3 separate regions of the Homo sapiens genome follow, and regions 2 and 3 are each linked to region 1. Evidence: chromatin loops called from intact Hi-C (ENCODE). Cell type or tissue: CD14-positive monocyte. All regions are shown on one strand. Each heading gives the region's core, and the rest is flanking DNA. Links, peaks and the distances in the headings are about the cores only.

Region 1 (10,917 bases), core at 3,821-8,820:
AACAGTGTTCACAGCATCTTCACCAGGAGTAGATGCCATCTCAGGAAACCACTTTCTTTCATCATCTGTTAAGCAATTCCTCATCTATTCAAGTTTTATCATGAGATGGCAGCAATTCAGTTCAATCTTCATGCTCACTTCTGATTCTAGTTCTGCTGCTGTTTCCACCACATCTGCAGTGACTTCCTCCACTGAAGTCTTGAACCCCTCCAAGTCATCTGTGAGGGTTGGAATCAACTTCCAGACTCCTGTTAATGTCTCTATTTTTACCTCCTGTGAATCAAAAATGTTCTTAATGGCATCTAGAATGGTGAATTCCTTCCAGAAGATTTCAATTGACTTTACTGAGGTCCACTAGAGGAATCACTGTCTACGGCGGCTGTAGCCTTATGAAATGCCTTTCTTAAATAATTAGACTTGAAAGTGGGAATTAATCTATGGGCTGCAGAATGGATGTTGTGTTAGCAGGCATGAAAGCATTTCTCCCTTTGTACATCTCCATAAGAGCTCTTGGGTAACTGACCAGGTCCTTGTCAATGAGTTATTATTTTGAATGGAATCTTTTTTTCTGAGCAGTAGGTCTCAACAGTGGGCTTTAAATGTTCAGTAAACCATGCTGTCAACAGATGTGCTGTTATCTAGGCTGTTTACAGGCAGAGTCGATTTAGCATAATTCTTAAGGGCCTTATGATTTTCAAGATGGTAAATGAGCATTGGCTTCAACCTAAAGTTGACAGCTATGTTAGCCCCTAAAATGAGAGCCTGTGCTTTTGAGGTTTTGAAGCCAGGCATTGACTTCTCAACTATGAAAATCCTAGATGTCATCTCCTTCCAAATCTGTTTTTTCATTTAGCCACCTTCATCCATGATCTTACCTAGATTTTCTGGATTATTTACTGCAGTTTCTAAATTAGCACTTGCTGCTTCACTTTGTACTTCTGTATAATGGCAATGGTTTCTTTAGTTAATCCTTATGAACTGGCTGGGTGCAGTGGCTCATGCCTGTAATCCCAGCACTTTGGGAGGCTGAGGCGGGCTGATTGCTTGAGGTCAGGAGTTTGAGACCAACCTGGCCAACACGGCGAAACCCTGTCTCCACTAAAAATACAAAAACTAGCTGGGCATAATGGTGCACACCTGTAATCTCAGCTACTCAGGAGGCTGCAGTAGAAGGATCACTTGAATCCGGGAGATAGAGATTGCAGTCACTGCACACCAGCCTGGGTGACAGAGCTAGACTCTGTCTCAAAAAAAAAAAAAAAAATTAAATTTAAAAATCTTATGAACCAACGTCTGCTGGCTTCCAACCTTTTTTCTGCAGCTTCCTACCTTTTTTCTGCAGCTTCCTCACTTCTTTCAGTCATTATAGAACTGAAGAGTTAGGACCTTGCTCTGTATTAGGCTTGGGCTTAAGGGAATGTTGTGGCTGGTTTGATTTTTTTATCCAGGCCACTGAATCTGTCTCCGTATCAGCAATAAGGCTGTTGCACTTTCTTATCATTCGTGTATTTGCTAGAGTAGCATTTTAAATTTTCTTCAAAACTTTTGCTTTGCTTTGCATTCACAACTTAACTATTTGGTACAGGAGGCCTAATTTTCTGCCTGTCTCGGCTTTTGACACGCCTTAATCATTTCTAGCTTTTTATTTAAGGTGAGATGCATGTGACCCTTCCTTTCACTTGAGCAGTGAGAAGCCATTGTAGGGTTACTAACTGGCCTAATTTTAATATTTTGTCTCAGGGAATAGGGAGGCCTGAGGAGAGGGAGAGAGACGGGAACGGCTGGTTGGTCGGGCAGTTGGAACACACATGCACAGCATTTACAGATTAAGTTTGTCATTTTATGTGGGCACAGTTCATGTCATCCCAAAACAATTACAATAGTAACATCAGAAATCGCTGATCACGGATCACTATAATAGATATAATAATAATTAATTGAAAAGTTTGAAATATTTCAAGAATTACCCATATGTGACACAGGGACATGAGTGAGCACATGCTGTTGGAAAAGTGGTGCTGATGGCTGGGCGCAGTGGCTCACGCCTGTAATCCCTGCACTTTGGGAGGCCGAGGCAGGCGGATCACGAGGTCAGGAGACCGAGACCATCCTGGCCACCATGGTGAAACCTTGTCTTTACTAACATACAAAAAAAAGAAAAAAATTAGCCAGGTGTGGTGGTGCGTGTCTATATCCCCAGCTACTTGGGAGGCTGAGGCAGGGGAATTGCTTGAACCTGGGAAGAGGAGGTTGCAGTGAGCTGAGATTGTGCCGCTGCACTCCTGCCTGGGCGACAGAGCAAGACTCCACCTCAAAAAAAAAAAAAAAAAAGAAAAGAAAGAAAAGTGCTGATGGACCTTCTCGACTTGCAGGGTTGCCACACACGTACGGTTCATTAAAAAACAAAACAAAAACAAACAAGAAAACCCTACAATATCTGCAAAGCACACTACAGCAAAGTGCAATAAAATGAGGTATGCCTGTTACTGCTTTTTAAATTTGAAGATAATTTTGGACTTGTAGAAGAGTTGCAAAAGCAGTACAGAGTTCATGTAAACCCTTCCCTCCATTTCCCCGTATGTTACCATCTTAACTATAAAAAAGTGATCACAACTAAAAAACTAACAGTGGTACAGTACCATTCATTAAACCACAACGTTCTTTGGATTGCATCCATTGTCTCACTAATGTCCCCCTGCTGTTCCAGGATCACCCACTGCATTTAGTTGTTGGATCCTGTCCCCTCTGATCTGTGGTTGCCCTTTAGTCTTTTCTTGTGTTTCGTGATCTTGACACTCGAATGTACTGATCAGTTCTTTTGTAGACTCTCCCTCAACCTAGGTGTTTCAGCTGATTCTTGTGATTAGACGGAGGTTTTGCATAAGGGAAGGGACACCATACAGGTGATGTGCCCTTCCCATTGAATCATGTCAGGAACGTGATGGTACATATTACCCGTGATGTCAATCTTCATCATTGCCCAAGGTGGTGTCTGCCAGGTTTCATTTTGGTAAAGTTACTATTTTCCCTTTGTAATTAATGAATATTAGATGGGAGATACTTAGAGATTAGGCCAATATCTTATTTCTGCTTAAACTTTCACACATTAATTTTACCATCTGTATGAGTTTTCTAGGGCTACCATAACAAATTACCAAAACCTGGGTGCCCCAGAACACAGAAGTGTATTCTTTCACAGTCTAAAAAGCCAGACCCTGAAGTCAAGGTGTCTGCAGGGTTGATTCCTTCTGATATCTCTGGGGTATAATCTGGCCCATGCCTCCCTCCCAGCTTCTGATGGTTGCTGGCAATTCTGGCATTCTGTGTCTTCTTTCCTGTGTGAGGGAGTCCTCTGCTCTTACAAGGACACCAGGCATTGGGTTTAGGGTCCACCCTAATCCAGTATGACTTTATCTTAACTTGATTACATTTGCAGAGAACCCATTTCCTGATAAGGTCATATCCACAGGTCTCAGAAGGTAGGACTTCAACATCAACAGGTCTTGTGGGGGATATCATTCAACCCACCACACCAACCATTGGTGGATCCTGGCTGCAGTGGCTATGTCTGTGGTAGGAGCCCTTTCAGGTTGGTGCCCATGTCCCTTGATGTGGTTCCATCCTTTACTTTTCTCCTTCCTCCACCTATTACACACTCTTTCTTTCTTTCTCTTGTCTTCTTTCCTTTTTCTTTCTTTCCTTCTTTCTTTCTTCTTTCTCTTTCTTTCTTCTTTCTCCTTTTTTTCTTTCTTTTCTTTCTCTCTCTCCCTTCCTTCCTTCTCCTCCTCCTTCTCCTCCTCCTCCTTCTTCTTGCCTTCCATCCTTCCCCTTTCTTGCATCTTTTTCCTTCCTTCCCTTTCTTCTTTTTCTTTCTTTCTCCTTCCTTCTCTTTCTCTTCCTCCTTTCTTCTACCCTCTCTTCCTTCTTCCCTTCCTTCCTCCCTCCCTCTCTCCTTCCCTTCCTCTTTCTCTCCTTCTCTCTCTCCCTCCCTCCCTTCCTTCCTCTTTCTTCCTTTCTTTCTCTTTCTTTCCTTCTTTCCTTTCTCTTTCTTTTCTTTTCTTTTCCTTCTTTCTTTCTTTCTTTCTTTCTTTCTTTCTTTCTTTCTTTCTTTCTTTCTCTTTCTTTCTCTCTCTCTCTCTCTCTCTTTCTTTATTCTTTTTCTTTCTTTCTTGACAAAGTCTCACTCTGTCGCCCAGGCCAGAGTGCAGTGGTACAATCTCGACTCGCTGCAACGTTTGCCTCCCAGGCTCAAGTGGTTCTTCTGCCTCAGCCTCCTGAGTAGCTGGGATTACAAGCATACGCCACCACACCTGGCTACATTTTGTATTTTTAGTAGAGACAGGGTTTCACCATGTTGGCCAGGCTGGTTTTGAACTCCTGGCCTCAAGTGATCCACCTACCTCAGCCTTCCAAAGTGCTAGGATTACAGGTCCTTTCTTTTTTGAAAGCCCTTTATTACTTTCTGGCACCACAAGATTCTCCAGGTTCATCTTGTCTTGTATTTTCCTTGCCCCAGCCCTGAAATCAACCACTAACCCAAGGAGCCCTGGTTCCTTTTATTGGACAATGATGTTTAGAAATAAAGAGGACTAGGTGTCCTCATTGATGCTGGGATGTCACAGCTACTAGGCCCCCTGTACACACATATATACATACACACACACCAACCCATGCGGATACACACATCTTTATGTATTTTTTGTATCTATCTGTAAAACAAAAGCATGTGCCCACACTGCTACTTCTGACTCCAGGCTTGCTCCATAGTACTCGTTCTAAGCTTCCTGCTTTCCTTATTTGTAACTTTCTTCTCCAACAGTGAGGAAACCTGGCTCTTATTATCTATGATATTTTTACATGTTTATTCAACACTAGCATACATATTAAGTAGTTTGAAAATATATTACTGTGAGAAACACACTTTCCAACTGAAGTACTGTGTGTATGTGTGTGTCTCTGTGTGTGTATGTGTGTGTCTGTGTGTGTGTGTCTGTGTGTGTGTGTGTGTGTCTGTGTGTGTGTCTGTGTGTATGTGTGTGTGTGTCTGTGTGTGTGTGTCTGTGTGTGTGTCTGTGTGTATGTGTGTGTCTGTGTGTGTGTCTGTGTGTGTGTCTGTGTGTGTGTCTGTGTGTGTCTGTGTGTGTGTGTGGTTCTTGTTTTTAGCCTTACAGTATTCTGTCAAAACTGTATTTGCCAAAGTTTCTTAAGTCAGCTCCTTTGTTCCCCACCCGCTTCTGCATGGTAATGTGACTCATTTGTAACACAGAGTCATTTGTCACCATCTGCATTCCATCTCTCCTTCATATCCTGGTTGAGATTTTTAAAATGTATAGACAGCAAACTTCACTCTGTGTGGTACCTCATAGGATTCTGATTTGGAGTGTGCGTGTGTGTGTGCGCGTGTGTATGTCCTTGAAAACAAGATGATCAATAACAGCTTATGCTGAGGAAGTGGAAAGGTTGATTTGGTCATTTGTGACCAAGTCACAACATGAGAACCAGAAACTCAGAATGTGTGCACTAGGATGGATGTTAGAATTCCTCCAATCCCGATTTATAGTTGAAAGGGGTCACTTGGGGACGACGGGCTTAGTTTTTGGTTAATTGGCCTTTTTGATATCCCCTCTAGTACATGTGTAATGTAGAATGGGGACGTTTGGTCACTAACTGGCTTTCATGTCTTTCTTGGCTCATTAGGGGAGTAGTGGGCAGCTGGCAATGTGGCACATATGACCCTTCTGTTCCCCATGGTGACGGACGCTAGCCTCACAACGCTGGCCCTGAACAATTGGTTCAGCAAGCTCCCCACCCTGGCAGTTCCAGCACTTTGGGAGGCCAAGGTGGGCAGATTGCTTGAGCTCAGGAGTTTGAGACCAGCCTGGGCAACGTGAAAAAACCCTGACTCTTTGAAAAATACAAAAGAAAGTAGCCGAGCATGATGGCCCGTGCCTGCAGTCCCAGCTACTTGGGAGGCTCAGATGGGAGGATTGCTTAAGCCTGCGAGGTCAAGGCTCTGGCGAGCCATAATTGTGCCATTGCATTCAAGCCTAGGTGACAGAGTGAGACTCTGTCTCAAACAAACAAACAAACAACAACAACAAAAAAAAGCAACCAGCACTGCCTGTTTTCCCTCTGCACATTCCCTCCCTTTCCTCACACCAGGAAAGAAGACTACACAGCAGGAAATATAGTCTCCACCAGCCCCCTGGGTGAATTTGCCAGGGGGCCTGCCCATGGTCTTGAATGCTCCTGCACTTCTTTTTCAAATCTGTCTTCACATCCAGGCTTCCTCCACCCCAAAAGGCGGGGAACCCTTCCTTCTGTCTCACTGAGGACAGTAGAGTTGGGGGCTTGGAAATGGCGTCGCGCGATTTAGTGCATAGTATCACTGAGGGCGTGTTGTGTGGTCAAAGAGGACTATGTTTTGTATCTGAGGTTTGACTTGCCAGTTCTTAGATCCTCCGACCCTTTAGTCTGGGTGGGGCATGTTGGTTCTACCCAAGGATTCCCTCCTCTCCTCATCTTCCCAGAACCATGCTGCAGGACTGTTCTCAGATCTCCCCAGGGTACCCTCACTGTAGCTCTAAACACCTAAAGGACAGCTGGGACTTCTTTGTCTTGGGCATTTTGTGGCGTGGCCAGGGGGTGGTGTGGCTGCCCACGCGGTTCAGCTGGTGTCCAGCTCTGCAGGTCCTCCCACAGAGCTGGCCCTTCGCTCCCTCTGCTGGCCGAATCGGAGAACTGCACGGCCGTTGGGGGGTTGGTGCTGTATCTTCCTTCAAGCCCTGGTGTTGCAGAAAGTACTCGTGATTTTTTGCTGAATGAATAAATAAACAAAAGCCCACCTTTAAAAACGAAAGACTACCATTAGCTATTTTGTGAGAGTAAAGGTTCAAGTCTAGTTTTTTTCTAACTGATTTTCTGGCACTGCCAGTTTGTCTTTATTGTTTTTCTCATCGGACGCTCCATTTTCTCACCTGGGAGCTTGTGTCACTGCAGGTGTTACCTGGATACTGGTGAGAATGATTCGGTTCCGCTTTGGAGGGAACCCCGCGCGCTGAATGCTGTCATGGAAGTGGTGTGGTCTCAGAGAAGTAGGCACGACCTTTGCTGTTGCGTTTGAGCCCCACACTCACCACTGTGTGACATTGAGAAAGGTATCTTATCTTTCTGAGCCTCAATGCCATCTGTAAAATGACCTGTCTCACAGGAGTTTTAAGGATCAGAAAAATGCCTGCAAATCCTCTGTCTTCTCATCCACCCCTACCGAGGGCGCGACTGCTGTAAGCGGCATGTTTGGTAACTTGGTGAAGGGTCTACATGCGTCCATCCCCCACGGCTGATCAGAGTGGCTGTGACTGGTCCAGCACACACAACTTTGTCTGAGTCGAGTTGAGCCGGCCAGTTGCTTGCTGTGGAACTGAGCCACAGAGTTCCATAGCCTCATGGGGAAGCCCATGAGGGTTCCCATGGCTAAAGGTACAGCATTAGCCGCCAGAGCAATAAACCATTTTCTCCAGCAAATGGGCTGGAAAAAATGGTTTATTGCTCTGGTGGCTAAAGCTGTGGGCTAGGGGCTGGTGAAGACCATATTTCCTGCTGTGTAGTCTTCTTTCCTGGTGTGATGAAAGGGAGGGAATGTGCGGAGGGAAGACAGGCAGTGCTGGTTGCTTTTTTTTTTTTTTTTTTGGTTTGAGACAGAGTCTCACTCTGTCACCTAGGCTTGAATGCAGTGGCACAATCATGGCTCACCAGAGCCTCGACCTCCCAGGCTCAAGCAATCCTCCCACCTGAGCCTCCCAAGTAGCTGGGACTGCAGGCACAGGCCATCATGCTCAGCTACTTTATTTTGTATTTTTCAAAGAGACAGGTTTTTTTCACGTTGCCCAGGCTGGTCTCGAACTCCTGAGCTCAAACGATCTGCCCACCTCAGCCTCCCAAAGTGCTGGAACTACAGGCATGAGCCACTGTGCCCAGCCTGGTTGCTTTCAAGCCCCAGATTCAGTTGTCCCCAAGGCCTAGTTGCCCTTCTGAACTTCACGAACATTTCAAGGAAATTCTTTTGTTATCTAGTTTGGGTTTCTGTCATTTGCAACCAACCAACCAAACCAACAAAAAGAACTCATGACTAATGCAGTTATTTGCAGAAACGTAGCTATAGGAGGAGTTATAGAGCCACATGGAAAGTGAAGCTCTGGCATCCAGCCCTGCAGCTGAGACTTCCTAGAGCTGCCTTCACTCCATCGCCAGAAGGCCTGGCCATGGTGCGGTTTCTGTTGTGAAATGCTTTTGCAAACCCTTTTCCTTTTATTGCTTCAGGAGAATTTCCTTTCACCATCTTTCCTGGATTGGCACAGGGCTCATTCTTACAGCTCCCGATAAGAGCACAGATTTGGCATTCAGATGCCTTTGCTGTCTGTGACCTTAAACTCTTTGGACCCCGTCTTCTAACTACAGAATGAAGATAATATGTGCCTTTTAGGGTGGTTGTGAGGATCATATGAGCTCAGATGTGTAATGCACTTAGTACAGGCCAGGCACAGTCAGTGCTCACTCAGTGGTCTCTCAGATGAAACAGAACAATCTATTGGCCACAGAGATGCCAAGTTCCAACCCTCTGTAGTGGAATAAATGATGGGGATTTTGCCTTTTGAGAGTTAGTTTTTGATGTTTCTGCCACAGCCATATTGTTTATAACATTCGAAGGTGGGCTGGGGGCGGAACCAGGTACAAGATGTAACTGCAAAGCCTATGGGGCCTGAGGTTCTCCTGATGGCAGGTCAACTGCCTTATTGGAAAGAATGACTTTCTTGCCTTGACTGATGTTGAATGAACCCAGATCTACCAGCTAAGGAGCATGGTCTCTTCCTCTGTTTGTTCAGGCTGAAATTTTATCTTAACCCTTTTATGACAAGATGTGCATGTAGCATAGGCATCTCAGTGAGTTTAAAAGTAACTCAATTTATTTTCATTCCTAAGTTAATCTAGCTGAGAAATCATAGACAAAATACTCTTGAAATCATAACATTATACCCAAATTGAAAAAATATATGGGTTTACTTATTACAGATGAATATTAGTGTTGACCAAATCAAACAAAAACTACACACACACACACACACACACACACGCACAAATCCATACTAAATAAAACCCAAGCCAGACACAACCTCTCCAAAATAACCAATCAACCCTCCCAAATCTTCCATGGTTTCTGTTTTGTATTAAAAATGCATTTTATTTTATAAAATCTTATTTGGGGCATGAGGAAAGATAAAAGAAAGGTCAATTTTAATGCTATAAATATTCACTTCAAATGCAATGTGACTTAAAGTTCAAAGGATAAATTCCCGTGTGTTCTACAATTGTTAAATGATGAAGATAATGAGAATAAAAATACACTAAAATTGAAGTGCCCCCAAGATGCATTTTTGCCTTTAGACGATTATTAATGATGTAGGTAGAACAGAACTTACCCAGTTTAGAAATTAGTATTATTAGAAGTGATTCATACAGCTTTGGTGGGTAGCAACAAAGATCTAGTTATTTAAAAAAGCATTGAGTGTTACTCATAGAAGTGGGCCAGTGACCTTCGCTGGATAATAAAAGTACATCTAACTTTTTTTTTTTTTTTTTTTTTTGAGATGGAGTCTCGCTCTGTCACCCAGGCTGGAGTGCAGTGGCGCAATCTTGGCTCACTGCAACCTCCGCCCCCTGGATTAAAGCAATTCTCCTGCCTCAGCCTCCAGAGTAGCTGGGATTACAGGTGTGCACCACCACGCCTGGCTAATTTTTATATTTTTAGTAGAGACAGGGTTTTGCCACGTTGGCCAGGCTGGTCTTGAATTCCTGACATCAAGTGATGCGCCTGCCTCGGCCTCCCGGAGTGCTGGGTTTACAGGCGTGAGCCACTGTACTCGGACAAAATTACATCTAACATTTATTGTTTACTTTGTGCTGGGTACGTGCTAAGCACTTTTTATCTCATTTAAATCTCATTATGGCCGAGAGAGGGGCCTAGCCATCACCTCCACTATACAGATGATGAAACTGAGGAAAGGAATCTTAAGCTATGTAGGGGTGGTTCATGGGTGGGGACATATGGCCCCTGGATCTGCCTCAACCTTTGTAGGGAAAGGAAATTCATGGTCTTACGATTGCCGCAAAAATACCATTGACAGTAGACAGTCTCAGAGATTTTACAGATAAAGCTGAAGCTGTCCTCACAGGGTTAACAAGAATTCTGGATTAAGCATTAATCAGGCTGTACTTTGGCCCACTTCCTTGTCACCAAAAGTCCTGTAGTAGCACTAGATCCTGGCCATGTGCATCCCCATTGTTCCTATAGATAGGATTTCTGACATTAGAATCATAAAGCTTTTGTTAGAATTGCTTAAGGTGTTTTCCCCCAAATTCCAGTGAAACAGCTGACAGCCAACCCACCCAGACAAATGGGATCAGCATGAGAATACAGTTTCTTCATCACCCTGTCCCATGACTTCACCCTGTACTCTTCGACCAATCAACTATCACCACACTTAGGCTTACTCCAAACCCTTTAAAATGCCTAGCCCCAAACTCCTCAGGGAGACAGATTTGAGGTTTCCTTCCATCTCCTCGTTCAGCGGCCCTCCCATTAAACCTCTTGCTCTGCGGCAACCCCGTGTCTCAGCTATTGACTTGCGGCACGTTGGGCAGCAGACCTATTATGGTTACAAGGCCTTGACTAACTTTTCTATTCTTTATTACAATCTTCCTTAGAACCAGAACAAAACCCCCTTTTAATCCCAATTGACAATACATACAATTTTACATATACAAAATTGGGTTGTCTCACATTTTGATTCAGCCCTTATCTTTGTCTAATGGCAACATGGATGTTGCCACAGAGAGGCATATTATGTCACCTTTAAAAGC
Region 2 (10,917 bases), core at 2,981-7,980, 180 kb before region 1:
CAAGTCTCAATGAAGTTCCAAACTTTCCCACATTTTCCTATCTTCTTCTGAGCCCTCCAAACTGTTCCAACCTCTGCCTGTTACCCAGTTCCAAAGTCACTTTCACATTTTTGGGTATCTTTTCAGCAGTGCCCCAGTCTATTGGTACCAATTTACTGTATTAGTCCATTTTCATGCTGCTGATAAAGACATACCTGAGACTGGGCAATTTACAAAAGAAAGAGGTTTATTGGACTTACAGTTCCATGTGGCTAAGGAAGCCTCACAATCATGGTGGAAGGCAAGGAGGAGCAAGTCACATCTTACAAGGATGGCAGCAGGCAAAGAGAGGAGCTTGTGAAAGGGAATTTCCCTTTTTGAAACCATCAGATCTCATGAGACTTATTCACGGTCATGAGAACATCATGGGAAAGATTTGCCCCCATGATTCAATTGCCTCCCACCGGGATCCTCTCACAACATGTGGGAATTCAAGATAAGATTTGGGTGGGGACACAGCCAAACCATATTAGTAGGGGATAAGCAAGATGGTGAAAAGTTGCATAATTTTCACCTTCCCTGGGACCTCCAAAATATCACAACAAAGAGTTCTTTGTTTGTTAGGAACATATTAGGCTGCAAATAATAGAATACTAGACTCATGGTCGCTTACATCAATGGGAGTTTATTTAAAATCAGAGCTATGTAGCAGTTGGCATGGATTCAGCTGTTCAACGATGCCATCAGGGACCCAGACACTGTCTATATTTCCACTTTACCATCCTTGTTCTGTTGGCTTTTGTGCTCATGCTTGCCACATTATGGTCTTAGGGTAGTTGCTATGGGCTCACACATTACGTTTATATTTCAAGGCAGGGAGAAGGAAAATGAGGAAAAAGGTACCAACAATGGCCATGTTCTTCTTTAAGAATTAACTAACTTAAAGATAGTTAGTTCTTTCCCAGAAATATCCTCACCAAGTTTCTACTTGCATCACGTGGCCTCCCTGAATATAAGGGATGAAAGGAAATAATTTAGCTTTTATATCTTCTATAATAGATGCAGGCAAGGGAGAAGGCATGGTGCTGGATCAACCAAGCCTATAATATCTGCCATATTTATGGAATTCATAAATGTGGGCTGTGTAGGAGCTAGTTTGGGAAATCAAAGAGAGTGATGAGTTTTCCACTGGGAGTTTGTCTGGTGTGAACAGATGCAGCTCTTGAGAAAGAAAGAGGTCACAGAGGAGAAGAATCCAGGGAAATGCAGCCCTTGAGAATGGACAGAATCCAGGTGAGAGCTTTTGGCTTCCACAGACTGCAGATTGGAAGGATGGGATGTGTCACAACACTGAGATTTCATGGTTGATGTCCAGCTTCTACTGATCTTTAGTTAATCACCAACCCCTGCTAATTCTTCCTCTCCTACAGTCTTCAAATTTGACACTTTCACGCAGTCCTTTCTTTAACATCACTACTAGTGAAGCAGGATATTTCCCTGACCCCTTCGAGGGACTTGTGACAGGTGTGCTTCATTTACTCAGCCTACCACTCTCAACTCTTCATGAGAGGGAGCACATGATCAAACGAGTGTGGCAACTGGAGTAGATGAGTGCTGGAATCAGCTCCTTTGGCACTGGTGGGATCACACTCCACTCACTCAGACCTGCTGCATTCCAGCCCTTGTAGGAGGGAGCAGACAGGTGAGAAGGTGCAGGAACTGGCTGGATGCTTTAGCGCCAGCAGGAGCAAACTCCATGCAGGCCCCACAGCAGCATCCAGGCAGGGGTGTCTGCAACCCCCAAAGCCCCAGAGGGAGTGTTACAGAGCTCTTTTAGCTCTGCCATCTTTGGATGGCTTAAGTGTTAACAGCTCAGTTAACAGCTCAGGCCCTTTGCCTTTTCATGTGAGGCAGCTGCCCTCCACCTGTGAAAGCAAAGGGACAGTGTGACAGCCTTTTGAATCCACGCTTGTGTCTCCCAAGCTCTTATCTGGCATCCGGGAAAAATGAAGTTGCATGAACGAATTGAAGGATGGTAAATGCAGGGGGATTTTATTGCCAATGAAAGTGACTCTTAGCAGGAAGGAGGGCTGAAAAGAGGATAGTGAGGGAAGGTAATCTTCCCCTGAGGTCCAGCTGTCTCTGGCCAGATTCTTCTCTGAAGTTACACCAACAAGTTGTCTCTCTGAAGACAAGCCACTTCTCTCCAACATCTAGCCATAGTTCCTGCCTACTGGCTGGAACTTTTATAGGCACAGGATGGGGTGGGGTGGGGCCATGGGTAGTTTAGAAAAAGGCAACATTTGAGTGGGAAAACAGGGATAAAACAGGGATAAAAATTCTCATTTTGGGCCACAGTTGCAGACTTTTTGGCTTGAGGATGGGGTTTCACTGGGGACCTGCCTGTTTGCCTAGAATTTCTCTGCCCCCGTCCCTATCACTAATGTCTCCCTTGCCATTCCTGAAATTTCCATAGATGTCTTGTCTGTCTGCCTTCAGTTTTTCTCCTTCTAGTCCATCCTCATTTCGCTTGTTTTTGTCTAGCAATTGCCCTGTACTTTAAAGGCTGCAAAATCACTTTCATGGGGAAAGAGTATAACTAATAAATGGCTGGAAAACAAAATGTCTTGGACCATGGTGAGAAATTAACAACAGAATTAGTCATCATCATGGATAGAGCTGGAGGTCATTATCCTTAGCAAAGTAATGCAGGAACAGAAAACCAAATACCGCATGTTCTCACTTATAAGTGGGAGCTAAATGATAAGGACACATAGAGGGGAACAACACACACTGGGGCCTATTGGAAGGTGGAAGGTGGGAGGAGGGAGAGGATGAAGAAAAATAACTAAGGGGTACTAGGCTTAACACCTGGGTGATGAAATAATCTGTACAACAAACTGCCCCCCGACTTCATGACACACATTTACCTGTGTAATAAACCTGCACATTCTGCACATGTACCCTTGAACTTAAAAGTTAAAAGAATTAGTCATTTTAATGCTTGGGTTGTGATGTCCCCTCCTTTGCTTCTGAGAGCTCACTACAGAAACACAGGCCCTTCAGCTTCAGGTCCTTGGCATGTAGTTTCTTTGGATTTTCAGATACCAAAGAGGGCCCATCCAGTAACTTATGGTGCACATTATTTGTAAAGTTCATATAGATAAGTCACATTCTCCAAAACAAGCAACAAAAATGTAATTATGTGAAAACATTTTTGAATAGTAACCATACATAGAAAACGTGTTTTAGAATATTTCATTGTTGTGGAAAGATGGTTAAATATCTTGTTAAGTGGAAAAAGTGGGCTCCAAAACAGCATGTATGATTTGAGTTTTACACATGTATGTGTGTGTGTGTGCATGCACGTGCACACGCATGCACACACACACACACGCAGAGAAAGAAGAGAATGAGAGAGGAATTTCACCCTAGGTGTTTCTTAGGCACCAACTTTAGAATTTAATTCCAGTAAGGTGTGACTCCATTATCTTGTTTAATCCATCCATTAAATACATCTGTTAATAGGTATTAAGGCTATAGCTGCTTAATATTAAAACATAACAGATTAAATACTGCCAGGAAGCAGAACTACTTGGAATTTTCCCTGTCTCCCAGGTTATTTTAAGATATTACTTTTGTTTCTTCTTTTATTCTAGTTGAGCAATTCCCAAAACTTCTTATATATAAGAAGCACTCTCCAGGGTTATAAACACAAAACTGTGTATACTGAATCTTATGAGTGATTTAAGGACAGTTCAGTGATAATTTGTAAGTTTCCCCTCCTTATTAGCTGATATGGTTTGGCTGTGTTCCCACCCAAATCCCCTCTTGATTTGTAGCACCTATAATTCCCATGTGTTGTGGGAGGGACCTGGTGGGAGATAATTGAATCATGGGGGTAGTTTCCCCCATACTGTCCTCATCATAGTGAATAAGTCTCATGAGATCTGATGATTTTATAAGGGGAAACCCCTTTTGCTTGGCTCTCATTCTCTCTTGCTTGCTGCCATGTAAAACATGCCTTTCTCTTTCTGCCATGATTGTAAAACCTCCCCAGCCACGTGAAACTGTGAGTTCATTAAACCTTTTTCTTTTTTTTTGAGATGGAGTTTTGCTCTTGTTGCTCAGGCTGGAGTGCGATGGTGCGATCTTGGCTCACCACAACCTCCACCTCCTGGGTTCAAGCAATTCTCCTGCCTCAGCCTCCTGAGTAGGTAGGATTACAGGCATGCACCACCACGTCCAGCTAATTTTGTATTTTTGGTAGAGATGGAGTTTCTCCATGTTGGTCAGGCTGGTCTTGAACTCCCGAACTCAGGTGATCCACCTGCCTCAGTCTCCCAAATTACTGGGATTACAGGTGTGAGCCACCGTGTCTGGCCAAACCTCTTTTTCTTTATAAATTACCCAGTCTTGGGTATGTGTTTATCAGCAGCATGAAAATGGACTAACACATTAGCTGACTTTGGAATCAAAGCTTGAGTCACATGCTTTCACCATACTTACACTATAAAGAAAAATCCAGATGGATATAACGCACACTAAAAAGTGGAGAGGATTTCTTCTTGGTAATGGAAAGTTTTTAAAAGTAAAAAAACTTTTACTTTATTCTTACCTGTATTTTTTACTTTTTCTATAGTGAAGCCCTATTAAATGATAAAAGTTCATGAACAATATTCAATTCACTTGTTCTCCCACGACCTACTTTGCAGACTGAAGATAGAGTTCATTATCAAAAGCAACCTGGGTGATTCTAGCAGTGAACCCCAACCTGAGCCAGCTCCTGGACTCACAGATCTGCTATTTTTCACTGCAAGACAGGAACTAGTAGGGTGACAGTATTGGGGATAAAGTAATCCAGCTGAGGCCGGGCGCAGTGGCTCACACCTGTAATCCCAGCACTTTGGGAGGCTGAGGCGGGCAGATCACAAGGTCAGGAGATCGAGACCATCCTGGCTAACACAGTGAAAACCCGTCTCTACTAAAAATACAAAAAATTAGCCAGGCGTGGTGGCGGGCGCCTGTAGTCCCAGCTGCTTGTGAGGCTGAGGCAAGAGAATGGTGTGAACCCAGGAGGCGGAGCTTGCAGTGAGCCGAGATCGCGCCACTGCACTCCAGCCTGGGAGACAGAGCGAGACTCCGTCTCAAAAGAAAAAAAAAAAAAAATTAATCCAGCCGAATTGAGGGATACACCAACTGACTCATTGTGTTACAATGCTAGTTCAGAAACTCCCAGGCTACCCTTGTTCTATCATTCTCTTTGGAATGATCAGTTTTGTGATTTGTACACAAATCATAGTCCTAATACAGTCTGTGTTTTGCTAACACAGTCCTAGTTTTAGCTAACCACACAGTATCATTTCTGCATAGAAGTAAGAATTCTCATTTTTCCAATGCTTAATTGATTCTTAAGGGAAGAGTACTTCATGTGATAGGATAATTTGGTTTAGATTTATCATGCTGAGCATCTGATAAGACAAATTAGTAACTCTGCCTGTTTGAAAGAATTTAGAAACACAACCAGTTTAGCCACCCCATGTTGTTCAGCCAGTATACAAACCCGTCTTATGTTCTTGGATTTTTCAGAACCTCTCCCTATAGAAAAAAACGCCCTTTTTCTTTGCTTGTTAAGTTCTTTTATCTTGGCACATGTGCTCAGAAATTGTAGGTAATATCTAAAAGGGTAAAGAAATATAAACAAAGCATCCTTCCAAACAAATCTTCATCAAGTAAAGTTTTATTTGATGTTGAGAAGTCTATTTGTCTAGCAGGAACAATGAAGATCAATGGCCCATCCGGGGGCACTCTCTCCCCAGGAAATTGCAGTGGTTTTCAGCCCAGCCTCTTTCTTCTCTTTGCCTGCGTCTCAGCTGGGACAGCTTTGAAAATCTAGAAGCAGCCATAAAAGGACCCACACAGGAAGTTTTCATATTCTACTGAGAAAGGGGACATAGTAAAAAACAGGTCATTTATTTTTACATGCTCCTTTGCCTTTTTCTCCTCTCCTGCTTATTGTCCCATCACAAAAATTGTGAAAAGGAGTAAAATCTTGTCACCTTAAGATCCACCTAAATGTAAAATGTAGAGCAATTGTAGTTACCACTGTTCTGTTCAGAAGCAAACAAGATAATTCACATATGTAAGGTAATATGGTTTGGCTGTGTCCCCACCGAAATCTCATCTTGAACTGTAGATCCCATAATCCCCCTGTGTTGTGGGATGGACTCAGTGGGTGGTAATTGAACCATGGGGGTGGTTATCTTCATGCTGTTCACATGATAGTAAGTGAGTTCTCACAAGATCTGATGGTTTTACAAGGGGTTTTTCCCCCCTTTACTCTGTATTTCTCCTGGCTGCCGCCATGTGAAGAAGGACGTGTTTGCTTCTCCTTCTGCCATGACTGTAAGTTTCCTGAGGCCTCCCCAGCCCTAAGGAACGTGAGTCCATTAAACCTCTTTCCTTTATAAATTACCCAGTCTCAGGTATATCTTTATTAGCAGCATGAGAACAGACTAATACATAAGGGATGTTGTACACATCAGGGACTATAAATCTGTACAGTTTATGTTAGCATGTAAGTGCACAAGCAGTGGTGTAGGTTCTTGGTTTTGTTGTGTGCTGTTTAGTTCAGCCTGATGAAAAATGATATCACTGCATTTGCATAGTGCACAAACTTTCTTTGAGCAAGAACTTCCTTTTCCCTTGGATGGGCCATGGGAGATACTACAAAGGACAAAACAAGCCTTGTGAACCTAGTGAGATGATAGACAGCATTCTTTAGGAGGTTACAAAAGAAGGTCATGAAGAACAACTATTGTCCCTGACCCAAATCCCCTAATAAGGTTTCTAGGAGACTTTAATTCAGCATTAAGCTTCCACAGGACATACTTTAAGAAAGGGTAGAACTGAATGAAGGTCTACTCAGGCTAGCTTTCTCTTTTCTGGCAGCATCATCAGGCACATTGAATTTCACATTTTTTTTTATTTTTTAGTTTTTTGAGACAGAGCCTTGTTCTGTCACACAGGCTGGAGTGCAGTGGCATGATCTTGGCTCACTGCAGCCTCTGCTTCCTGGGTTCAAGAAATTCTCCTGCCTCAGCCTCTTGAGTAGCTGAGATTACAGTCGCACGCCATCATGCCTGGCTAATTTTTGTATTTTTAATAGAGAGGGGGTGTCGCCATGTTGGTCAGGCTGGACTTGAACTCTTGACCTCAGGTAATACACCTGCCTTGGCCTCCCAAAGTGCTAGGATTACAGGCATGAGCCACCGTGCCCAGCTGAACTTCACATATTTTTAAATGTAAAAAACATTTTTAAATGGAAGTCAGTCATGATTTTCTTCACAAACATTTCATTTCACTGCAATTCTAGCTTTTCTCCCCATTAAGAATAGAGAGTGTGTTAGTCCATTTTGTGTTTCTATAAAGGAATACCAGAGACTGGGTAATTTGTTTTTAAAAAAGAAGTTTATTTGTCTCATGGCTCTGCAGGCTGTAGAAGCATGGCATCAGCATCTGCTTTGCTTCAGGGGAGGCCTCAGGAAGCTTTTACTCATGGAAGAAGGTGAAGGGAAAGCAAGTGTGTCACATGAAGAGAGAGGGTGCGAGAGAGAGAGAGAGAGTGGGGAGATGCCACACTCTTTTATACAACAAGATCTCAGCTGAACTTACTACCACTCATTACCTTGAGGAAAGCACCAAGCCATTCATGAAGGATCCATCCCCATGGCCCAGCACCTCCCACTAGGCCCCATCACCAACACTGGGGAATCACATTTCAACATGAGATTTGGAGTGAACAAATATCCCAGCCATATCAAAAGGGTTATTTTCAATTGTTATTGTGAACGTGTTCTCTTCTGTCTTGTCAAAGCTCATTAACACTGCACACTCAATCTGCAGACAAAATGGTGGACAAGATTGTTGAATGGGTCAGTGAATATCCGTCCAAGGCTGAGGCACTTCTGTAGGGCTCAACAAGCTGTGGCAATCAACAACAGTCCAACCGAGCAACACACATATACCATTGAGCCAAGCATGGTGCTCAGCGTAGTGGGAGAAAACAGAGACTAACATGGTGTGTATTTTAAGGAGAAAAGGGGAGGAGGAATTAATACTTATTGTGCACTCACCATATACTTGGCACTGTGCTAGCCATTTTAAAAATACACAAAGAAATTACAGGCCACAGCTGCTGCCCCTAGGAAGCATGCAAGCTAATTGAGGAGTAAAATGCACACACACACACACACGCACACACACACATTTACACACACTACCTTACATTCTTTTTGGAACAAACCAAGGCATAAATAACAAAACAATTACTATGACTACTGCTAACAGCTAATACTTATGGAGTGTTTTCCATGAGCCATGTTCAATTGTAAATACTTTATATGTATTAACTCATTTAATCCTCTCAATTTAATGGGATTGGCCCTATTATTTTTCCATTTTACAACTATGGAAAATGAGGAAGAGAGGTAGGCTGGTAAACAGTAGAGCTGGGGTTTCAACCTGGGCAGTCATGCTGAAGACCCTATACCATTAACCCTACAGACTATGCTGCCTTTGTACATCATGTATGTACATGAAAAGTAAGTTGTGAAATAAAACTATAATCAGGTAGCCTTGCTATCCAATATCAGGAACTGATTAGATGTGTGTGTGTGTGTGTGTGTGTGTGTGTGTGTGTATTTATTTATATTAACATACTGCTTAGGGCCCTCACTATCCATACACTTAATACTTGCTCTTTGAAACTGGGAACCAAATATATTTAAATAATATAAGTATCCCTTGCTACCCAAACTCACTACTAAACCTTCACCATTCAATCTCAGAAACTGAATAATTTGGAAAGGAGTGATACTCGTATAAGGGTCAAATAATTGGAACAAATAATGAACGCAAAAAGAGATGGCAGTTGAAGTAAAGTTCTCAAGGACAAATAGATGTTAGTTCAAAGAAGGAGAAGGCCAGAGCAGCTGAGACATTCAGGTAGGAAATAACAACATGTGTTCACAACAAGTAGATTCGAGAGCCTGTGTATGGAGAGGGGCCAGAGATGAAGCTAGACAGGGACGCAGGGTCTAGATTGTCAGGGCATTGATTGAACTTCACAGTGTAGACAATGGTGGTCATTGGGTAATTTTAAGCAGGTAAGTGATGTGATCAGATTTGTGAATTTAAAAGATCACTGTGGCTTTGGGATTTCAAAAGATTCCATGTTAAATGGTTCTGCATGTTTTAGAATACTGTGTGGAAGGAATGGTATCTGTGCTGCAAACCACAGAATCCTAATGGTGAGACTTTATTGCTAGGTAGCCATGCTGGTGTGAAAACCCTTGGAAGAGCTACGGGGAGGGTGGGGAGTGGATGTGGTGGCTCACGCCTGTAATCCTAGCACTTTGGGAAGTTGAGGCAGATGGATCACTTGAGGTCAGGAGTTTGAGATCAGCCTAGCCAACATGGTGCAACCCTGTCTCTATTAAGAATACAAAAATTAGCCGGGTGTGGTGGTGCACACCTTTAGACCCAGCTATTCAGGAGGCTGAGGCACTAGAACTACTTGGACTCAAGAGGTGGAGGCTGCAGTGAGCTCCAGTGTAGGTGATAGCATGAGACTCCCTCTCAAAAAAAAAAAAAAAAAAAAAATGAAGAAGAAGAAGTAGAAGAACAAGAAGAAGAAGCTACAGGGGACAGTGGAGCTGCCAAGCTGCCACCTGGACACATCTCCAAATATACAGATTATGAAATGTGGCTACCTGTGCAGCATTGAATTTCTTGTTGATCCTTCCATCGCACAAAATAAATTGGAAAGCTACATTTTGTTTATAAATGGCATAGACATTATGTACATTTATGAAGGGATTTGAATTCTTCAAAACAACATGGAACTGCTTCTTCAAGGACAACAGAGAGTGTCTTCTGCTGCTTCAAATCTCTCTGTGTTCTGTCTCTGACTCTTAGGCCCTCTTTTAATGGGCTCACCTGATTAGGCCCACACAAGATAATCTTCCTTTGGAGTAACAATTCTCATTTTATATGTATATAAAAGAATAGGCTAGTGCCGTTATGGAGGCCAAGAAGCGCCGTGAGAACCAGAGAAGCTGGAGGTGTAATTTACTCTGAATCTGAAAGCCTTAGAGCCAGGGGTGCTGATGGTACAAGTCACAGTCTGAGTCCTAAAGCCTGAGAACCAGGAGCTTCCATGACTGAAGGCAGGAGAAGATGGATGTCTCAGCTCAAACAGAGAGAGCAAATTCCCTCTTCTTCTCCCTTTTTGTTCTATTCAGGCCCTCAGTGGATTAGATGACACCTACCCACTTTGGTGAGGGTGATCTTCTTTTCTCAGTTACCAATTCAAATGCTAATCTCTTCCAGATACACACAGAAATAATGTTTCACCAGTTATCTGGGCATCCCTTATCTCAGTCAAGTTGATGCAAAATTAACCATTGCACTTTCCTACAGAAATGGATATAAATGGAGTTACTTTGAAAATTAGTTGCTTTGTATTGTGTTGGGAGAGAGATGCTGGCATGGCAGTAATTACTATCCTGTTTCCTTTTCTTCCAGGATGTAGAACCAGACTCAATTTCCCAGTCTTGCTCCTGGGTATGTGGTCTGTTGACTATCTTCCTCCCAAATCCTCCACTCTTGTTTTCTTGTTATCTGCGAAGCTGGAAGTCAGAGGACTCTGATGCCCTAGGTGATGGCGGAGATACAAGATTGAAGGAGCCTGGGTCCCGAGTCATTGCTTGGAAAGAGCCATACAGCAGGGCCACCTGTCCAGGAACACTCACATTGTGTTATTTCACAAATGAAAAATGAACACTGGAGTGCTGGGGCTGATTGTCACAGCGGTTAGCCTCCTCTGAAGAACGCAGCTGGATTTCACCCTCTCTCTAGCTATGGAGCTCATCCACA
Region 3 (10,917 bases), core at 2,770-7,769, 190 kb before region 1:
CCTCCTGTCACCTGAGAACAATTGGGGAGTTATAATTGGAAGCAGTGTGAGTCTTGCTGTCTATCAAATCCTTTCTCTTTCCTTTTAGACACTCAGCTAGACTTGATTTCCCAATCATACAATGGATTCCTGTCTAATGGAATAAGGGTAGAATTTATGTCTGGAATTTCCACCCCTGAATCATAAAAATCTTCTTTCTCTCTCTCTTCTTTCTGCTGGCTGGACTTTAGCACTCAGGACAACATGGGAGGTACATGTTGAAGAGGTCAGAGCCTCTGTCTACCTGGGTCTTGAACTGTTGAGCTAGAGTGGACTCTTCCCACATGAACCACTACCAACTGGACTTGATATGAGTGAGAGATAAATGTTATGGTAAATCGCTGACATTTGGGGGTTTATCTGTTAATGCATCCTATGTTACCTTAGCTAACACATGATATGAGAATTTTTTTTTATTAGGGAGCATAGTGGTTAATAATGGAGATAGATGGGATTACAATCCCAGCTCTGCCACTTACTAGCTTTATGACTTTGAGCAAGTCACTAAATTCTCTCTAAGCCTCAGTTTCTTCTGCTATAAAATGGGAATAATACTATTATTCTGTGGTGGCATTGTAAGAAATTAGTAGACACACTTCTATACATAATATCTATATGCATAATTCCATACATAATTATCATATTAATACTATAGGTTTAGTTGAGAACTCAGTAACTGTTAGACATTTTTGTTACTACTCAACTAGGAGGTAGATTAGGTCTACTTTCACTGTATGCTATTTTAAGTAGGTAGTGTCTCATAACTGTAAGGTGCGTTAGTGTAAGTTAAGCAAAGTACTATTTTTAGATAAATGGAACATCATTATATAGTCAATCACATGGCCATTGAACTTTCTTCCTGGGGTTGTCATCAGATTTTTCCACTGCCATTGCTGGAAGATAACGTGATTGATTTCATGTTCTTAGAGAAACTTCAGCATGCAATTGAAAGGGTGAATAGGGACAGGACTTTATAGACCACAGCCTCACCTGACCCCCCCCCCCCCAGTTAGGACTGATTAATCCTTTCTTGCCCTCATTGTACACTTGACACTATAGGATATTTGCTTATTGCCCAGCTAACCTTGTTATGTCATCATACAGGAAATAAATGAAAGAAAGCTTAATGGAGGGGCCATGTAGAGGTCAAGGAGAACCAAGAGTGATAAAGCACTTCCAGGCTACACTGTGGGGGGCCACTGTCAGCCCTGGGCCTGGAAAAGCCAGGAACAGAAGAGCTGGTTGTAGTTCTGGAAGCAGGCTGCTTCTCAGCAGTTGTGGCTTTAGGGAAGTGCAGCCATTGTTAAGCCTTAGCAGGCATGAAGGAAGCCAGGGCAATGCTTCACTTTCCTCTTCTGCCGCCCTTCCTCTCCTGCTACCCTTCCTCTCCTCTTGTGCTTCCTAGTGGCTGAGCCCAACTGAAGCTGGAAGGCAAGGGAGCCCTGTTGATACTTTCCAGAAAAGTCAGCTTCCAGGAGCCACTGGGCAAGGTGGCGAAGGGCAGAGAATAGATCTAGAGGGGCAAAGAACATCCCACACCCAGCTCCTAAGGAACTGTGAGATTCTTACAAACAGAGTTCCTTTCTTAATGCTTTTTGTATCTTCAGCGTGCAGCAAAGAACACATAATGGATGTTAGTTGAATAAACGAATGAATGAACAAATAAATGGGGAGAACAAAAATGCTTGCACTTAAATTTTTTAAAAAATGTATAATGTCCACATATCCTTCATTTGCCCTGGAGACAGTGAAACTTCCTACTGGAAATGAGAGCTCTCACGGACTCCAGGTAGTCAGTGCTTTATGAGCCCATTGCATCCCAGGCCTCATCCATCCTTCATCACGCATTAGCAGTTGCTCTTCTCGGCTGGGGTCATTCCTTGCCAGGAGCTACCATGTCTTCCAGTGTAGATCAGCCTTTCCAGGCTATAGTGTTGTTTCTGAAGCTCTTCAAAAAGTCAAAGGGCCTCCACTGATGCCCGCTTGCCTGCCGCCCCTTATCCTAGACCTCCTTGACCTTTTCCTTGATAGCTGTTGAATTGCACTAAAACTTGCATTCCCACATTCAGGCTGATATTCCTTGTTTCTTTACTGCTGGTCCAGCACTATCCATTACTCCAGTTTTGTCAGCCAATGGATGAAAACTGTTTGCTAATAATGGCAGAAAAAGAGGGCACATAGAAATGCAATAGCTATTTCAGAACATCTCAACTCAGGGCAGGGCAGTAGCTCTCACTGGTCACACTGGGAGTACACTATGGAGTCTCTGACACTTCCCTCCTTACACAGGGTACTGTTCCGTATGATGTGTTCTTCTCCTTTTTGGCTTAGTAAAACATTTTAGAGATAAATAATGTATAATAAATAGATACCATCCCAGAGCTGTAGAAATAGGATACGTATTTACCGGCAAGAGGAAAACTTTTTTGGAAAGTTATAAAAACTCAAAGCAAATGCATAGTAGACATAGTTTTATTATGAAACGTCACTTTTTAAAAGATATAATGTTTCACATATTTTAAATCGATTTATTTGGAGACAAGTCTTTTGTCGTAGGATCAAGTATGCGTCTAAGAGGAAAATAGACGGTAGGTATATGGAAAGTGTGTTTTCTGTGGCTTTTCTGGTTGGCTTACTTGCTCTGTTTGCTCTAAAGACTATTAGGAGGAAAGTGATAACTAAGAAAACAGAAAGTTTGTTCAAAATGGTGTGGAGGAAAAAGGAAGGAAAGAAAATTTTTATCTGAAGAATGAGAGCCCCTTTAAATTATCAGGCCCCAAAAGGCACTGAATGAAACAGCAGTCACATCACTCCCCCTTGAACTAAATAATTATCTCTTGAAGCCACTTGCCATGTGGGCTCTAGACTAACTGATGCCAAGTAGCCATCAAATGCCATATGCCAGACACTATAACACTATATCCTGCAGTCCCACAGTGCATGGCCAATCATTAAGCAATGTTATTCTCTGAAAACCAGTGAGAATTCCTGTCAAAGAACTTTACATCAGACCATTCCTTGTTCCCTTTGCCTTTAGAAACCTGCTTACAACAAAAGCTAACAGAGCACTCCCCAGTGCAACTGGGAAGAGCGTCTCAACAGCTGTCTTCCCTTTGGCTCAAGTAAATTCTTTAAATTATATTTTGTGCCTCAGCCTCCTCCTTTTAGGTCAACAAGGACATCAACTAATACCTCCAGGTGTGTGCAGCTTTAGTATTCACATAAATAAGATTTTTTAAAGCCTTAATTTTTAGCAACCGTCACTAATCATTAAGCCCATTCACATTTTCTAAATCGAGTGTGTTACTGAAGGTCACAGATCAAGTTTCTTTTTGGTCATGAGTTAGTCATGTGAAATGTATCCAAGCTTACTTACAATTTTTATTGTAGGAAAGATTTTGTCATGGAAATGAGATGCTTTTCCTTCAATTCATGGTGGCCAAATTAGGACTCTGAGGACATAAAGTCATATGCTCATGTCATCTCAAATATATAAACTTATTATCTACATTTTACTCATGAATTCAATAGTCAATGGATGCCTTTTTGTTTGAGTCCTATACCTGGTGCTTCAGGATGTCATGAAAAGTGAGACATTGTCCCTGCCCAAAAGGAGCTTCTCTAGTTGGAGAGAAAATACATGTTTAATAGCTGTATGAACCAAAATGTGAGCGCCATCACCGACATGTATTTGACCAAGTACCACTTCCACTAAGTGGAAGAGAGCAGATACACAGAATTCTGAAGGGAGAGAGCTGATTGAAGACAAATTCAATAAAAACTTCCTTTTAAGAAGCAACAGAGCTCCAAAAAGGGAAGCATAGATGAGACTGGTTGAATTGGAAATAACAAGGATCAGTGGAGGAAATGATGAGTATAGGTACCCAGAGAACATGATTTCTCTGTGAAGCATAGAAGTGGTAAGCATGTAAGCCTGGAGGAAAGAGGTTAATTGCAGCAACACAATGATGGCCATCTAACTGTTATGGTCCCAACAATCATGTGCATGGATTAACACGTCTGTAGTCTTTCCTAGGTGAAATGCTAAGATTGGGATAGAGAAAAAAAAACAAAACTGGATAAATCATTTTACTTTAGAAAGGATGTTAAGGGATTATTTTGCTTTCAGACTAAAATAATGTGATATAAAAGAAGGTAGGTAAGAGAATATAGACAGATGATATCAAACATCTAGTTACTGTCATTGGGTTATAAAAATATGTTACTTTACAATGAAAGTAATTACAGGCACTGTTGAAGCCACCTTTGCAAAATTATGAAAGTAAGAGAAATCTGACATAGCTGACTCTAATCTTGCTTCTAGCTTCATAGGTTGACTGTATTTGCTCCTGGGAGTGGGCCAAGCTAACTTAGAGAGAAATTTAGTTTATAGTTTAAATGATAATAGCCTTTCTCCAAAACTAAGCTGTTCTTGTAAAACTAATGAAAGACCACCAAGTTAGGAGGATAAGAGGGGTTTGAATTAGAAATAATTACAAGGCATTATTCCGGAGGTCATAAGATTTGAAACTTCCCCAATTACTCTTGCAAATATAAATAACATCACTATTGTAGAAGCTAAGATTGCCTTTTGGAGATGTCCAGATGGCTCCACCTGGACCTGCCAACAAGTCCTGTCTCACCCCACCCCGGCTCCAGGAACTGACTCAGCACAGTAAGACAGCTTCAATTCCCTATGATTTCATCTCCTATCCAACCAATCAGCATGCCCCCTACCCTACTCCCCTGCCCATCAAACTGCATTTTAAAAACCCCTAATCTCCTATATGGCATGGCCAGCTCTGCCAATTAAACTCTTTCTTTACTGCAATGCTATGGTCTCAGTGAGTCAATTTTGTGTGAGCAGTGGGTGGTTGGGTGGTTACACTGCCAAAAAATAACACAGCAAATAAATTATAATTACATCAATACAACTAAGAGCTAAGCCTGAGTTTAAGGGGACTCAAAAGCACTCTACTTTTCTCTCTCTCTTTCTAAATTTTTACTGGTCTTTGAGTTTGAGCAGGTGTCTCAACCTCAGCACTACTGGCACTTTGGACAGGATAATTCTTTGATGTTTGAGACTGTCCTATTCACTGCAGAATGTTTAGGAGCATCCATGGCCTCTACCCACTAGATGACAGTAGAACCTCACCTACCCCCAACAGCCCAGTGGTGGCAACCAAAAATGTCTCCATACATTGCCAAATGTCCCCTGGCAGCAGGACACAAAATCACCTCTTGAGAACCACTAGTTTAGACAAAAGAATGTATTTTTTTTTTAAAGTAAGTACTGAATATATTTAACAAAAATCATACATGTGAGGTTCACACAGAGAGGAAAAACATATATATAAATACATAAAGTGACATTCCCTATGATTTCATCTCTGACCCAACAAATCAACATGCCCCCCAACCCTAATCCTTTGCCCACCAAACTATATTTGAGAAACCCCTAACCTCTGTGCCTTTGGGAAGACTGGGGCCGATGGAAATCTTCTGTTTCACCCCTTGAAGGTTTGTTGAACATCCAACTCACAAAAGGAGATTAATAGGAGAAATGGGATACCAGTCTATTAATGTGCACACAGGGAAGAACCAGTGATTACCCCTGTATTAGTCCATTTTCACACTGCTGATGAAGAAATACCTTAGACTGGGCAATTTACAAAAGAAAGACGTTTATTGGACTTACCTTTGCCCTTCTCTGCCCTTCTCTGCCCTTCAATCCCCACGTGGCTGGGGAGGCCTCACAGTTATGAGAGAGGGTGAAAGGCAAGGAGGAGCTAGTCATGTCTTACATGGATGGTGGTAGGCAAAGAGAGAGAGAGAACTTGTGCAGGGAAACTCCCATTTGTAAAACCAACAGATCTCGTGAGACTTTTCATTATCATGAGAACAGCATGGGAAATATCCACCCCCATAATTCGATTAACTCCCACTGGGTCCCTCCCATACTACATGGGAATTGTGGGAGTTACAATTCAAGATGAGATTTAGGTGCGGACACAGCCAAACCATATCATTCCACCCCTGGCCCCTCCAAAATCTCATGTCCTCACATTTCAAAATCAGTCAGGCCTTCCCAACAGTCCCCCGAAGTCTTAACTCATTTCGGCATTAACTAAAAAGTCCACAATCCAAAGTCTCATCTGAGACAAGGCAAGTCCTTTCTGCCTATGAGCCTGTAAAATCAAAAGCAGGTTAGTGACTTTCTAGATACAATGGAGTATAGGCATTGGGTAAATACAGCCATTCCAAATGGGAAAAACTGGCCAAAACCAAGGGCCTACAGGCCCCATGCAAGTCCAAAATCCAGCAAGGCAGTCAAATCTTAAAGCTCCAAAATGATATCCTTTGACTCCATGTCTGACATCCATGTCATGCTGACACAAGAGGTGGGTTCCCATCATATTGGGCAGCTCCATGCCTGTGGCTTTGCAGGGTACAGCCTCCCTCCCAGCTGCATTCACGGGCTGGTGTTGAGTGTCTGTGGCTTTTCCAAGCACATGGTGCAAACTGTAAGTGGATCTATCATTCTGGGGTCTGGAGGATGGTGGCCCTCTTCTCACAGCCTCACTAGGTGGTGCACCAGTAAGGACTCTGTGTGGGGGTTCTGACACCATATTTCCCTTCTGCACTGCATTCACCATGAGATGCTGACCCTGCAGCAACCTTCTGCTTGGGCATCCAGGCATTTCCATACATCCTCTGAAATCTAGGTGGAGGTTCCCAAACCCAGTTATTGACTTCTGTGCACGGGTAGGCTCAACACCACATGGAAGCTGGCAAGGTTGAAGGCTTGCACCTTCTGAAGCCATGGCCTGAGCTCTACATTGGCACATTTCATCCATGGCTGGAGTGGCTGGGACGCAGGGCACCAAGTCCCTAGGCTGCACACAGCAAGGGGACCCTGGGTCCAGCCACGAAACCACTTTTTCCTCATAGCCCTCTGGGCCTCCTTCTTGGCTGCCATGAAGACCTCTGACATGCCCTGGAGACATTTTCCTCATTGTCTTGGGGATTAATCTTCAGCTCCTCGTTACTTACGCAAATTTCTGCAGCAGGCTTGAATTTCTCCTCAGAACATGGGATTTTCTTTTCTATCACATTATCAGGCTGCAAATTTTCTGAACTTTTATGCTCTGTTTCCCTTTCAAAACCGAATGCTGTTCACAGCACCCAAGTCACCTCTTGAATGCTTTGCTGCTAGAAATTTCTTCTATCAGATACCCTAAATCATCTCTCTCAAGTTCAAAGTTCCACAAATTGCTAGGGCAGGGGCAAAATGCCACCAGTCTCTTTGCTAAAACATAACAAGAGTCACCTTTGCTCCAGTTCCTAACAAGTTCCTTATTCCAGCTGAGACCACCTCAGCCTGGAATTCATTGTCCATATCATTATCAGCATTTTGGTCAAAGCCATTCAACCATTCAACAAGTCTCTAGGAAGTTCCAAACTTTCCCACATTTTCCCATCTTCTTCTCATCCCTCCAAACTGTTCCAACCTCTGTCTGTTACCCAGTTCCAAAGTTGCTTCCACATTTTTGGATATCTTTTTAGCAGTGCCCCACTCTGCTGGTACCAATTTGCTGTATTGGTCTATTTTGAAGCTGCTGATAAAGACCTACACGAGACTGGGTAATTTACAAAAGAAAGAGGTTTATTGGACTTACAGTTCCACTTGCCTAGGGAGGCCCCACAATCATGGCAGAACGTGAAAGGCACATCTCACATGGTGGCAGACAAGAGAAGAGAGAGCTTGTGTAGGGAAACTCCCTTTTTTAGTATCATCAGATCTCATGAGACTTATTCACTATTATGAGAACAGCACTGGAAGGACCCGCCCCCATGATTCAATAATCTCCCACCAGGTCCCTCCCACAACACATAGGAATTGTGGGAATTACAATTCAAGATGAGATTTGGGTGGGGAAACACACAAACCATATCACCCCCAAATCCCAGTGGGGCCCAGATACTTATATAGCCTTATTTCAGAGGCTGGGGGAGAGATGGGGAATATAGGTAATTCTGTTTAGGGGCAGTACATGATTACTAGGGAGAATGAATGGATGGGAGTGGAGATTAACTTGTAAATGGTTCTCTTTGAAAACAGAATGAGCCTGAGAGACAGTTATTATCTTGTGAAAGAGTCTGTTCAGGTGCGGTTACATTTGTGATCTTCTTTTCTGCAAAAGATAATGAGATAACAGGGAAGGAAAGGAAAAACCATTATTCTCCTTGGTGGGTCTGTCCTGTCTTTATGTAGCTAGAGAAAAAGTCTCTTCCAGCTTTTGCTGAGCTCTAAGGGACTTTAATTCATTCCTTACACCAAGGAGCCAAATTTTAAGGTGAAGTTCCCTGTACTCCCTCATTCATCAGGAAGTACATTCTCAATTATTCCTAGTAATCTCAATTATTGCTTGGTAGAGAACACACAGATTCATATTTCTGAGGAAGCCACTAACTGTCTTGAGCTTTTCCAAGCCAAGGTTGAGATGGTCTTGTCAGCCGACCTCTGCTGGCTGAACACACGAACTTTCTGAGCCCAGTGTGGTACAGATTCTCATGTTTTTACCTGGTATATGGCAGATGCACCTTACAACAATAATTTAAACATACCCTGAGAATGATTTTAGGGTCTAAGAAGCATGTGTGTTTGGAGTTCCAAGCTAAGGAATCCAGGAGTGGCCAACCCAGAGATTGAAGGGATTGAGGCCCTTTGTTTTGGGTTAAATGGAGGTTGCTGAGAGGAGGGTCCTAAGTGAAAATGCTGTATAAACTGCATGCTTTTTATAAACAGTAATGGTGCTACTGTCCAGCTTGCCACCACTGGGCCATTCCTGTATGGAGTTTCCCTGATAAACCCTATGTCTCATTCATTGTCTCCAGGTCTCTTATTTGCCCTCTAGGGTATGGTGCCATCCCTATCGGAGTCAATAGGGGCCTGGCATGACATCTGGTGAGCACTTCATGGCTGATCAAGCTCAGGGCAGGGTCTTAGGTGCAGCTGGTTGAGGCAGATGGCTTTTCTCTGGGGTTTAAGTATCATCTCAAAGTGGAGGTGCAAGATACTGGGAGCATGCTCAGTTGAATTGAAACCACCTTTGCAAAAATTATAACTGAGGAAATGACAGTGATAGAGATCAGACCTAACCAATTCCATCTTGCTTCTAATCTTTAAGCTGTCCTTGTTCATTCCTGGGCATAGGCTGAACTAACCTTGGGTAATAATTTAGTTTATGGTTTGACTCTGAAACAAAGTTGATAATAGCCCTTTCCCATAAAGACCCCTTTCTTGCCTGGGGACCAGTCTGCCTTTGCAGGACTAACAAATTAGCTGCAAGATTAGAAATTACAGTTTAGGGGTCATGCAGCCTCTGGCTGCAAGAGTCTGAACCTCCCCAAATTGCTCCCGGGGATAACATCACTATTGTAAAACCTAAGATCAGTGTTTGAGATATTTTGCAGACCTTGCACTCGATGGATCATCTGACATCACCCAGACCCGTAATCTGGGTCAACCAATTCTGTGATCCCACCCACGAACAGAAGACAGCAAGAAAACCTCATTTTGAACCCCCCTATAATTTCATCTCTAACCTGACCAATCAGCACTCCCTACTTCCTGAGCCCCTACCCACCAATTTATCTTTAAAAACTCTGATCCCCAAATGCTCAGGGAGACTAATTTGAGTAATAATAAAACTCCTCTGGTCTCCCGCACAGCCGGCTCTGTGTGAATTACTCTTTCTTCATTGCAGTTTCCCTGTCTTGATAAATCAGCTCTGCCTAGGCAGCTGGCAAGGTGAACCCATTGGGCAGTTACAGAATAAGCCCCACAGTAACGACCTTCCTTGGCTGGAGAGAGAAGTCCAATATTTCAGCCTTTAATAGACAGCATGCTGCACTCCAACAGAGTCAACACTGTCATCGATTCTCACTGCTATGCAGAATTAACTTATCAATAGTGGCAGTGTTGTCCTGTTTTCAATCTCTAGGACTTTAAGCACTGGTATCCTTTTTAGAAATGCTTTATATTTTATGTTGGAAAGTAGAAGATATTTTTATCTGAACCACCTGGCATCAGAATTCTCTTTAGGGAGAGAGCTGACTTCATTGGGGGAAAAAAAAGGTAAATATTTGAAATGGAGGAAGAGATGTCTAAGTTACATTTAAGTTAAAAAAGATCCATCATGATCACAAATGCTCTGTAGAAAACAAGGAGATAATTCCGCTTCGCTCTTCGGAGGAGATGGGGAAATGAAAGAGAGAAAAATGAAGAGAGCATAGAGAGAGTAGGTGTATTAGTCCATTTTCACGTGACTGATAAAGACATACCCGAGACTGGACAATTTACAAAAGAAAGAGGTAAAATTGGACTTATAGTTCCACGTGGCTGGGGAAGCCTCACATTCATGGCGGACAGCAAGGAGAAGCAAGTCACATCTTACGTGGATGATGGCAGGCAAAGAGAAAAGCTTGTGCAGGCGACAAGCTCTTTTTAAAGCCATCAGATTTCATGAAACTTATTCACTGTCACAAGAACAGCATGGGAAACACTTTCCCTCATGATTCAGTCACCTCCCACCAGGTCCCTCCCATAACATGTGGGAATTCAAGATGAGATTTGTGTGGGCACACAGCCAAACCCTGAATTTGGGTTTCAGCCCCTGGCCCCTCCCAAATCTCACATCCTCACATTTCAAAACAAATCATGCCTTCCCAACAGTCCCCCAAAGTCTTAACTCATTTCAACATTAACTCAAAAGTCCACAGTCCAAAGACTCATTTGAGACAAGGCAAGTCACTTCCTCCTATAAGCCTGTAAAATCAAAAGTAGGTTAGTTGCTTCCTAGATACAATGTGGGT

The links. Peaks named below come from ENCODE experiments on the same cell type or tissue, not always from the same donor. Only the 100,000 strongest peaks of a DNase experiment are listed, where the experiment ranks them.
Region 2: a loop joins it to region 1, with 3 times the contacts of the local background. A loop is called at or near these places in 90 of 110 quality-filtered maps.
Region 3: it touches region 1 in a loop (4-fold over the local background); 105 of 110 quality-filtered maps call a loop at or near these places.

The regions. Positions count from the first base shown.
Region 1 is chr4:37,598,994-37,609,910 of GRCh38, reverse strand. It overlaps a transcript of RELL1 not described here. Among named protein-coding and RNA genes, the nearest start is that of RELL1, 82 kb to the left of the region's middle. RefSeq lists an enhancer at 2,391-3,030. In CD14-positive monocyte, for the core only: CTCF peaks have their summits at 6,533 and 6,737 (motif pointing left); DNase peaks (open chromatin) are centred at 5,220, 6,710 and 8,260; H3K4me3 peaks cover 373 bases; H3K27ac peaks cover 3,268 bases.
Region 2 is chr4:37,775,879-37,786,795 of GRCh38, reverse strand. No RefSeq gene overlaps it. Among named protein-coding and RNA genes, the nearest start is that of PGM2, 45 kb to the left of the region's middle. In CD14-positive monocyte, for the core only: a CTCF peak has its summit at 5,738; no DNase peak of the experiment used is centred there; H3K27ac peaks cover 983 bases.
Region 3 is chr4:37,788,013-37,798,929 of GRCh38, reverse strand. No RefSeq gene overlaps it. Among named protein-coding and RNA genes, the nearest start is that of PGM2, 33 kb to the left of the region's middle. In CD14-positive monocyte, for the core only: a CTCF peak has its summit at 5,173 (motif pointing right); a DNase peak (open chromatin) is centred at 5,189.